2 separate regions of the Homo sapiens genome follow, and region 2 is linked to region 1. Evidence: chromatin contacts called from ENCODE Hi-C or POLR2A ChIA-PET data. All regions are on one chromosome and are shown on one strand. The core of a region is the stretch at or near the end of the contact, and the rest is flanking DNA. Distances in the headings are between cores, read along the strand shown.

Evidence for each region. Hi-C counts contacts between places; a loop is a spot of excess contacts on that map. ChIA-PET counts read pairs that join two places held with the same protein, here RNA polymerase II (POLR2A). Pooled maps may share reads with other maps.
Region 2: a loop to region 1 is called in a map of B cell, with 7 times the contacts of the local background. The contact joins the promoter of DDX39A here to the promoter of PTGER1 in region 1. A Hi-C loop is called at or near these places in 11 of 168 maps with a recorded cell type or tissue (B cell, CD4-positive, alpha-beta memory T cell, GM12878 and 8 more), 3 of 37 single-sample maps with no recorded cell type and 19 of 50 pooled maps. POLR2A ChIA-PET finds 5 or more read pairs at or near these places in 21 of 52 experiments (CD4-positive, alpha-beta T cell, CD4-positive, alpha-beta memory T cell, CD8-positive, alpha-beta memory T cell and 16 more).

The regions. Positions count from the first base shown.
Region 1 is chr19:14,472,576-14,477,449 of GRCh38, reverse strand. PTGER1 (prostaglandin E receptor 1) reads left to right here and starts at 2,096. Exons shown (of 3, transcript NM_000955.3): 1 at 2,096-2,188; 2 at 3,113-4,071; 3 at 4,624-4,874. The coding sequence starts at 3,130. RefSeq lists a silencer at 544-1,026 and an enhancer at 1,443-2,111.
Region 2 is chr19:14,415,717-14,420,590 of GRCh38, reverse strand. DDX39A (DExD-box helicase 39A) reads left to right here and starts at 1,250. Exons shown (of 11, transcript NM_005804.4): 1 at 1,250-1,321. RefSeq lists silencers at 1,421-1,520, 3,668-3,757, 3,778-3,857 and enhancers at 1,641-1,780, 2,191-2,250, 2,621-2,670.

The DNA of each region.
Region 1 (4,874 bases), core at 847-3,346:
CTTGGAAATAGAAAGATGGAACCTCAGGCCTGCCAGAGCCCCACCCCTACACCGGGAGGTTGGGGGCAGGCGTGAGGCAGCCCCCACCCCACCCGGCCCAATGCTGGACACGCAGGCGTCCATGGGGCACCCTGCTTTGTCCTAGACATAAACCCAGCATACTTGTTTTGACAACCCACTCATCTTCGAGGATTGAGGGTGATCAGGGAAAGGCGGGGTGGGACCCTGGCCAGACCTGGAGGGAAGGGAAGGGATTGAAGCAAGGGGCGCTGGGCCAGAAGGCCCCACAGGAATGCTTGGGGGTGAGCCGAGAGGCTGTGGGGAAGTCCGAGGCCAGCTTGCAATCCTCGTTCCAAAAGGCGGGCGGGCACTGGGCCACCAGGAAGAGGGGAAGGGGGAAAAGGGGAAGACCCTGGGGGCTGGGTGTTGGTGGACAGACCCGGGTGGAGTCGGGGAGCCGCAGTCCTGGTGACTCAGGGCATCCCCGGGCACCTGTGGGCTCCTCAGGTGTCTGTGCTGGGAGCCGCTTGCGGTGGTGAAGGGGTGTGGCTATGTGTGTCTCGGGTGTTGGGTAGCACTGTGAGTCTATCAAGAGTGTTGATGGCTCGTGACGCAATGAGGGAGGGCTGTGTCGTGGGTAAGGGATGTGATAACCGGCTCTGTGTTCCAGGGCAATTGCAGGTGTAACTGGCAGTGTCTGGTGGTGGGGAGTGCAACGGAGTGACTGTGTCTTGGGGTGTCCCGGGGTGTGGGGGTGTGTGTCTTAGGGTGCTGTTTCTGGGGCAAGGAGGGGTGCTTGGCTAGGCCTTGGGGTGTTCAGGGGTGTCAGGGTATGTCTCGGGGTGTTGCTGTTTCCTGGGTGGGGGTGCTGGCTAGGTCTAGGGGTCTCTAGGGGTGCAGGTGTGTGTGTCTCAGGGCGTTGCTGTTTCTGGGTGAGGGTGGGGGTGGCCAGCTAGGTCTCTGGTGTCCAGCGGCGGGGGGTGTCACTTCTTGTGCCTTGGGTGTACGGAGTGTGCTGGTGGGGCCTGTCTGGGATTGTTGAGGGGTCATTGAAAGTCAAACAGAGTGTGGTCAGGGGCAGTTTTGGCAATAAGGAGTGTGTGTGCGTGTGTGTATCTCTCGGGGTGCCAAGTGAGACCCTATTTCCCAGCACTAAGGAGGGTGGTTCGGGTGATCATCTCAGAGGGCTGCATTTTGGGGTGTTGGGAGGGGCTGGAATTGAGGCAGTAACTCTGGGTGCGTCCCGGCGCTGGGGGTAAGACCCTGAGTTCAGGGATGTGGCGGCAGCAACCTGGCTGTGCTGAGATGGGGACAGGATGAAACTGAGTGGTAAGTGACAGGATTGTATGTCTTAGGGTGTGAGGCTGTGCCAGTGTGACCCTACTTCTCAGGGCAGGAGGCGAGTCTTTGTGTCTTAGGACGTGTGTCACAGGTGTCACTCAGCCCATCTTAAAGGAGCCAGTCACTGGGGAGAGTCCCCAGGTCGCCAGGCCTCCTGGTTCCCCTGCCCCCTTTCAGCCTCCTCCCAGGATATGACTCGCTGTGGCCCTAGCCGGGGCTTAAGCCCCTGTATAAATAGGCGGATCCCCTGGCCAGGCTGGGCCTGACCCAAGCTGGTCTACCCGAGGCCCTGCCCACCAGCACCCACCCCGACATCCACGAAGGCTTTGGCAGGGCAGGGGGGGCATTGCTGGCCCCACAGAATTGGAGTTAGCCTCTCTAGCTCCAAAGCCCCAGGGAGGGGGGCAGTGGCACCCCCTGCAGCTGCCCCAGCCCGCCCCAGACGACGCTCACATTTTCCAGTGTTTAGATTTTATCCGCTTTATTAATGAGGCAAGAGGCCCGATCCTGGGGGGGAAGGGGGCTGCTCCCGCCCTGCTGGGAGGAGGGGGTCACATGGGGCCAGACCAACTCCAGGGAGCCTCACTCCTCGTGGAGGGAGCCGCTGGGGCCCAGAGTGGCCCCCGCCCATTGCCAGGAGCAGAGAGGGGGGTCTCTGCCACTCCAGGCCCCCAGCGGGCGTGCGCGGGGTGGAGCGGCCCCTGGAGGCCAGCAAGGGCGGCGGGAGGAGCTGAGGAGCCGCCCCAGGAAGAGGGAGGGAGGAAGCGGCTTGCCGGAGAGCCAGGGCGCAGTGGGCGGCAGGGCTGAGCGGCCGGTGATGGGGACCCCACATCCCAGGCAGTGCCGGGTAAGGGGGTTGCACATGAGGGTCCCTGATTGGGGAGGAGGAGGGCATGAAGGGGTGGGGCCATGGCCACCTGCTGTCCGTCCTGTGTCCCCGGGCTCTTCTCCCTGATCTGTGCGTCCCTGTCTTACCGTCTGTCCATCCTCCCTTCCCATCTGGCCTGGTGGGCAGTTCCGCCCTTTCAGCCCTCACCACCAGGATATCAAAGAGTGGATGGTCGTGGGGCCGCCTCCAGGCCTCTGGGGCAGGGATATGGAGTGGAACCGTGGGCACCCAGGGTGAGGCAGAGGTGATCGGGGTAGGGCCTGGCGAGAGACCGCAGTGGAGCAGAGGCAGGTCCATGGGGCAGGGGCAGAGATGGGTCCATGGCACAGATGTGGCTGTGCCATGTGGGGTCAGAGATGGGTCCATGGGGGACAGGGACATGGCCGTGGGGAGAGATGTGCCCGTGGTGGTAGAGATGGGGCTGGGGCATCGAGGATGGGACTGGAGTAAAGCTGACATGGGGAAAGTCAGGTAGGGCCACAGTGGCAGAAATGGGTGAGAGCTATCAGATGGAGCCACAGGCCCCAGGAATTTGCTGGGTGTAAAAATGGAAGGTGGGGGTCGGAGGCACTGGCAGAGATGCCTGAGGGCGGGGCTGGGGGGAATCTTGCAGGAAACCATGAAGGGCAGAGAAAGGGCCAGTGGGGTTAGAGGGAGGCCCTGGAGCAGGAGATGGGGTGGTGAGAGGCAAAAGAGAGGGAGAAGGGTTTCCAAATGGAGTGGCCAGGTCATTTGGAGTTGCCCATGGCAACTGCCATGGGCAGAGGGGCCGCCTGAGAACGCCATGGAGTCAAACAGGCCCTGATGTTCTGAGATGGCACCGTGGGCTGGTCCCCGCCCGGGCCCAGCCAGCCTCACTCTGCCCTCCTCTCCTCTATCCAGCACCCCTGGCGCCTGACATGAGCCCTTGCGGGCCCCTCAACCTGAGCCTGGCGGGCGAGGCGACCACATGCGCGGCGCCCTGGGTCCCCAACACGTCGGCCGTGCCGCCGTCGGGCGCTTCGCCCGCGCTGCCCATCTTCTCCATGACGCTGGGCGCCGTGTCCAACCTGCTGGCGCTGGCGCTGCTGGCGCAGGCCGCGGGCCGCCTGCGACGCCGCCGCTCGGCCGCCACCTTCCTGCTGTTCGTGGCCAGCCTGCTGGCCACCGACCTGGCGGGCCACGTGATCCCGGGCGCGCTGGTGCTGCGTCTGTACACTGCGGGGCGCGCTCCGGCCGGCGGGGCCTGCCACTTCCTGGGCGGCTGCATGGTCTTCTTCGGCCTGTGCCCGCTGCTGCTGGGCTGTGGCATGGCCGTGGAGCGCTGCGTGGGCGTCACGCGGCCGCTGCTCCACGCCGCGCGGGTCTCGGTCGCCCGCGCGCGCCTGGCGCTGGCCGCGGTGGCCGCGGTGGCCTTGGCCGTGGCGCTGCTGCCGCTGGCGCGCGTGGGCCGCTATGAGCTGCAGTACCCGGGCACGTGGTGCTTCATCGGCCTGGGTCCCCCGGGCGGCTGGCGCCAGGCACTGCTTGCTGGCCTCTTCGCCAGCCTCGGCCTGGTCGCGCTCCTCGCCGCGCTGGTGTGCAACACGCTCAGCGGCCTGGCCCTGCTACGCGCCCGCTGGCGACGCCGCTCCCGACGGCCTCCCCCGGCCTCAGGCCCCGACAGCCGGCGTCGCTGGGGGGCGCACGGACCCCGCTCGGCCTCCGCCTCGTCCGCCTCGTCCATCGCTTCGGCCTCCACCTTCTTTGGCGGCTCTCGGAGCAGCGGCTCGGCACGCAGAGCTCGCGCCCACGACGTGGAGATGGTGGGCCAGCTTGTCGGTATCATGGTGGTGTCGTGCATCTGCTGGAGCCCAATGCTGGTGAGGGGCGCACCGGCCCCTCGAGCCACGCTCCTTCCCGCTCCCTCTCGGCACCCTCCCGCCCTTTGTCGTCCCAGGACACCTGGGGCCTCCATCCTGGACTCAACCAAGGCCCCGGCCCCTAGAGGCCCCACCTGCCCCGAAAGCCAGCATCGCCTTCTCCATCTGACCTCCCATCCTTCCTCCTAGCCCCCCTCTCCTCTTCCTTTTTGGGGTCTTTGTAGCGCACCCCGACCCACACAAGCCTCCTCTCCTGCCCCACCGTTATAAGTCGCCGCGCTTCATTCCCTAGTCCTTTCACCCAACCCCCTTGCTTTTCCTCTTTCCGGGACACCTGAGACTCCTCTACGGCCGGACCCCCACCCACTGAAGGTGTTTGTTTCTTTGCCCCCCTTTTTTTTCCGCATCCGTTTCTCATCTGGATCCCCATTTACCCTCCCTGCGACGGCTCGCCCCTCCTCCCAGGCTTTTACCTTCCAGCCACGCCCCCACCATCCCTGCGCCCCCCTGCGCCCGCGCCTGCTCTATAGCTCACACCGGCTTCCCCCGCAGGTGTTGGTGGCGCTGGCCGTCGGCGGCTGGAGCTCTACCTCCCTGCAGCGGCCACTGTTCCTGGCCGTGCGCCTTGCCTCCTGGAACCAGATCCTGGACCCTTGGGTGTACATCCTACTGCGCCAGGCCGTGCTGCGCCAACTGCTTCGCCTCTTGCCCCCGAGGGCCGGAGCCAAGGGCGGCCCCGCGGGGCTGGGCCTAACACCGAGCGCCTGGGAGGCCAGCTCGCTGCGCAGCTCCCGGCACAGCGG
Region 2 (4,874 bases), core at 1-2,500, 56 kb after region 1:
CTTTACCAAATTTTTAAAAATTAGCTGGGCATGATAGGTAACAAGAGTGACACCCTGAAGAAAGAAAGAAGAAAGTGGAGGGAAAGAGGGAGGAAGGATGATAGGAAAATAAATCTGCCAGGATCTAATAAAGCTTAGTGACCATGCCACCATGCCACTCCTAAGTATTTAAAAGAAATGAAAATTTATCTTCCCCAAAATACTCTTACAGTACAAGCTCTATTAACAGTGGCCAAAGACCGGAAACAATCAATTGGCCAAGAACAGGTGAGTGAAACTATATTGGCTACATTATAGTATAGCCACACAATGAAATACCACTCAGCAGTAAAAAATAACGAGCTGTTGATATCCCCACAACATGGACAACTCTCAAAAACACTTTGCTGCGGCCAGGCAGGGTGGCTCATGTAATCCCAGCACTTTGGGAGGCGGAGATGGGCAGATCACATGAGGCCAGGAGTTCGAGACCAGCCTGGCCAACATGGCGAAACCCCTCTCTACTAAAAATATGAAAATTAGCCAGGTGTGGTGGCGGGCGCCAGCAGTCCCAGCTACTCAGGAGGCTGAGGCAGGAGAATCGCTTGAACCCGAGAGGCGGAGGTTGTGGTGAGCAGAGATCGCGCCACTGCACTCCAGCCTAGGTGACAGAGCCAGACTCCGTCTCAAAAAAACAGCTTTGTTGAGCAAAAGTCAGACACAAAAGACAACCTATTGCATGCTTCTACTAACGTGAAAATCAAGGAGACAAAACTATCGTGGAGCGATAGAAATCCAAATACTGCAAAATGTTCTGTCCATTTGAGTCATTCCAAGCTCCCTATTCTTTTCAGAGCCTACACTGTGGAGGACCCCCAGGCCGCAGATTGATAGCAACTGGGACAGTTCTGGTTTCAGCGCCCAGCGCAGACGCCACTCTTCGAAAAGGTGGGGCACACGCCAAAACGCAATCATCCGGTCTTCAGTTATCAGTACTAAACATGGCGGCTCCCACCGAGCACCACACCCAGATCACGAGACCGCGCGCTGTCGGAGCCAGTCTGTCGGCTCACTGGGGCGCGCCTACTTTTAGATTGACCAATAAACGCGAGGCGTAAGGCACGCCCTCTTTCTTCCCGTCTCCGCCAATAATCTCCCGGTCCCTTCCACAGGACCCAATCACCGCTTCGGCCTCTCTTGAATGAAAAGGCAGCGGCCCAGTCAGCAGAGCAGCAGCCCGACGCAAGAGGCAGGAAGCGCAGCAACTCGTGTCTGAGCGCCCGGCGGAAAACCGAAGTTGGAAGTGTCTCTTAGCAGCGCGCGGAGAAGAACGGGGAGCCAGGTGAGCAGCGGATCCCGGGCGCGGGGCCGCGGTGTGGGGACGTCTGAACTGAGAGCGAGAGGACGAGGGGAGACGTTGGGATCTAAGGGGAGGGGGAGAAAGGGTCGCGAGACGGTGGGGGCGGGGCGGTTGGTGTGTCAGAGCGCTGTGTGTTGGCCGTTGGGCACCGGGGCGCATGCGCTAGGGGTGGGCCAGCCGTTGGCGCGCGGTGCTCGGGGCTCGGGGCCCGCTTCTCGGAGGGGCTGTCATGGCCTACGGCGCTCCGAGCCCCACTTGGAGTCTGTCAGTTCGTCCGAATAGACCCCGCGGCGGCCTGGGGCCATTTGGAGAGGGACGAGGGGGTGACGCCGGGGTCTGGGGCCTGGGTGGGAGAAGTTGGAGCTTTCAGTTGTCAGGGGTTTCTTTGGGTCCGAGGGACTTGATCCCTTTCCCAGTCTACCTTCTTCTTGGTCTACTTTTTACGGGATTCGGGATTCTGAGATTTAGAGCAAATAAGACTTTATTTTGGAAGGCCGGGCGCGGTGGCTCTTGTAATCTCAGTACTTTGGGAGAGACCAAGGAGGGCGGATCACTTGAGGTCAGGAGTTCGAGACCAGCCTGGCCAACATGGTGAAACCTCGTCTCTACTCAAAATACAAAAAAAAATCAGCCGAGCGTGGTGGCGAGCGCCTGTGGTCCCAGCTACTCGGGAGGCTGAGGCACGAGAATCGCTTGAACCCGGGAGGTGGAGGTTACAGTGAGCCGAGATCGCGACACTGCACTCCAGCCTGGGTGACAGAGCGAGATTCTGCCTCAAAAAAAACAGAATGAAAAAAAGATTTTCTTTTGGAAATAGGAGTCCCCAGGTGGGAATAAACTCCGGGGTGGAAAGCCTGCCTGGGGACACTTGAGGGTAACTGGGTACACGTGGCGTGTCTGGGTTGTGAGTTCCCCGCTGTCACCTTTCAAGTTCATGCGCTCCTGGCGCCTTAGCGGTCATGGCCACCCACTTTGGGCGGGGAAAACCCCGCCGGATCCTTTCCTGATCTAATCAGTTTTGAGCTTTAGATCCTGTCCAGCCCGGTTTCTCGAAAATTTTATCTTAGCAGATTCGGTTCACCCCAATTTATTTATCTCTCTCTCTCTTTTTTTTTTTTTTTTTTTTTTTTTGAGACAGAGCCTTGCTCTGTCGCCCAGGCTGGAGTGCAGTGACACTATCTCGGCTCACTGCAGCCTCCGTCTTCCGGGTTCAAGCAAGCACATCCGGCTAATTTTTGTATTTGTAGTAGAGACGGGGTTTCACCATGTTGCCCAGGCTTGTCTCTAATTCCCGACTTCAAGTGATCCGCCCGCTTCGCCTCCCAAAGTGCTGGGATTACAGGCATGAGCCACCACGCTGGGCCCCAATTTCTTTTTTTAAATTTATTTTTCTTGAGAAAGGGTCTCCCTCTGTCACCCAGGCTGGAATGCCATGGCGCCATCACTGGCAGCCTCGACCTCCTGGCTCAAGCGATCCTCCCGGCACAGCCTCCCAAGTAGCTGGGACTACAGGCCCATGCCACCACACCGGGCTAATTTTTTTCTTTTTTTAATTTCTACTTATTTATTTTTTAGCCTTTGCTACATAGAAGGTGCCCCTTGGGCTATGTGTTTTTTAAGTTTTTTTAAGTTTTAGGGTACATGTGCACAACGTGCAGGTTTGTTACATATGTATACATGTGCCATGTTGGTGTGCTGGACCCGTTAACTCGTCATTTGCATTAGGTATATCTCCTAATGCTGTCCCTCCCCCCTCCCCCCACCCACCCGGCTACTTTTTTAAAAATTGTTTTTGTATAGACGCGGTCTCGACTTATTGTCCAGGTTGGTCTCGAACTCCTGGGCTCAAGCCATCCTCCCACGCTGGCTTCTCAAAGTGCTGGGATTACAGAAGTGAGGCACCATGCCGGGCCTGCCCCAAATTTATTTCCCCACCAACAAAACAACTTTGCTTTATTTCCTTAAAATACACCATCTCTTGGCCACCTAGATTTGGAGCCCAGAATAGACTGTGGCTTTTCTCTACCCATGGATTGGTCAGGGGATGTTCCTGTCTTTTGGCATGTCCCACCCTTTCTTTCCTTACCTCACGCCCCTACCCTGGTTACTTCTCTTTTATTTGGTGACTGGTTTTCCCTGCTACTGGTCTTAACCTACCCCTTCATCGGAGGAGTAAGTTACAGTACTCTTGGGCAGATCCTGATTGAGTGGCTCAGCTCCAATCTAATTAGCAGTTCCCTATTGCTTAACAAGTACACAGGCCCAGGCTGGGCGTGGTGGGTGGCTCATTCCTGTAATCCCAGCACTTTGGGAGGCAGAGGCAGGAGGTTTGCTTGAGTCCAGGAGTTCACGACCAGCCTGGGAAACGTGGTGAAACACTGTCTCTACTAAAACAAAAATTAGCCAGGCGTGGTGGCATGCACCTGTAGTCCCAGCTACACAGGAAGCTGAGGTGGTGGACTCACTGGGCCTGGGAGGTCGAGGCTCCAGTGAGCTATGATTGCACCACTGCACTCCAGCCTGGGTGACAGAGCGAGACCCTGTCTCAAAAAACAAAAAAACAAACAAACAAACACATGCCCTGTGTGGCTGACCAGCTCTTCCAGCTTTGTCTTCTGCCCTGACGCCAGCCAGCTAGTCCTACTCTGCATACCCCAAAAGGCTCTGGTGCTTTTCGGACTGACCTTTCTTGGCTCCTGTTTTCCCTGCTGCCTGGGAAGTGACCCCTTCAGATTGCCTGTTTGAAGGGTCAGATAAAGAGACATGTTCAACTCTGCCTGAACGCCTTTATTCTAGTTCCATTTATTCAGCCATTGCTATGGAGTGCTTATTAGCTGTTCTCACAGGGCAGGGCTGACTGGAAGCGGTGCTGTTTTAGTTGGGGCTGTGAGGAAATGCCTTTCTGGAGCAAAGGAGGCCCAAAAGAAGTGGGGGATTTGTGACCCTTCCAGGCAGCAGGAACAGCAAGTGCAAAGGTGCTGAGGTGTGTTTGAGACACGGCAGCAAGGCTGGCGAGTGAGGGGCAATGGGGGAGATGAGGTATGAGTATAGAGGAGTCGGGTTAGGAGGGGCCCGGTAGGCTGGCTTTGTGAGGACTCGAGTTTTTTTCTAAGCACAGTAGGAACCCATTAAAAGTTTTGAGCAGAATAGTGATGTACTCTTAGGTTTGTTTTTTTTTTTGAGACAGAGTCTTGGTCTTGCTCTGTCGCCCAGGCTGGAGGGCCATGGTGTGATCTCGGCTCTCTGCAACCTCTGCCTCCTAGGTTCAAGTGATTCTCCTGCCTCCAAGTAGCTGGGATTACAGGTACCCGCCACCACACCCGGCACATTTTTGGTATTTTTAGTAGAGATGGGGTTTCACCATGTTGGTCAGGCTGGTCCTGGACTCCTGACCTCAGGTGGTCCGCCCGCCTAGGCCTCCCAAAGTGCTGGGATTACAGGTGTGAGCCACCGCGCCTGGCCGTGACTTAGTTTGATAGGGTCTTTCTGGCTGCTCTGGGGAGGGGCTGGGGGATGGCAACAGGGAAACCAGGGA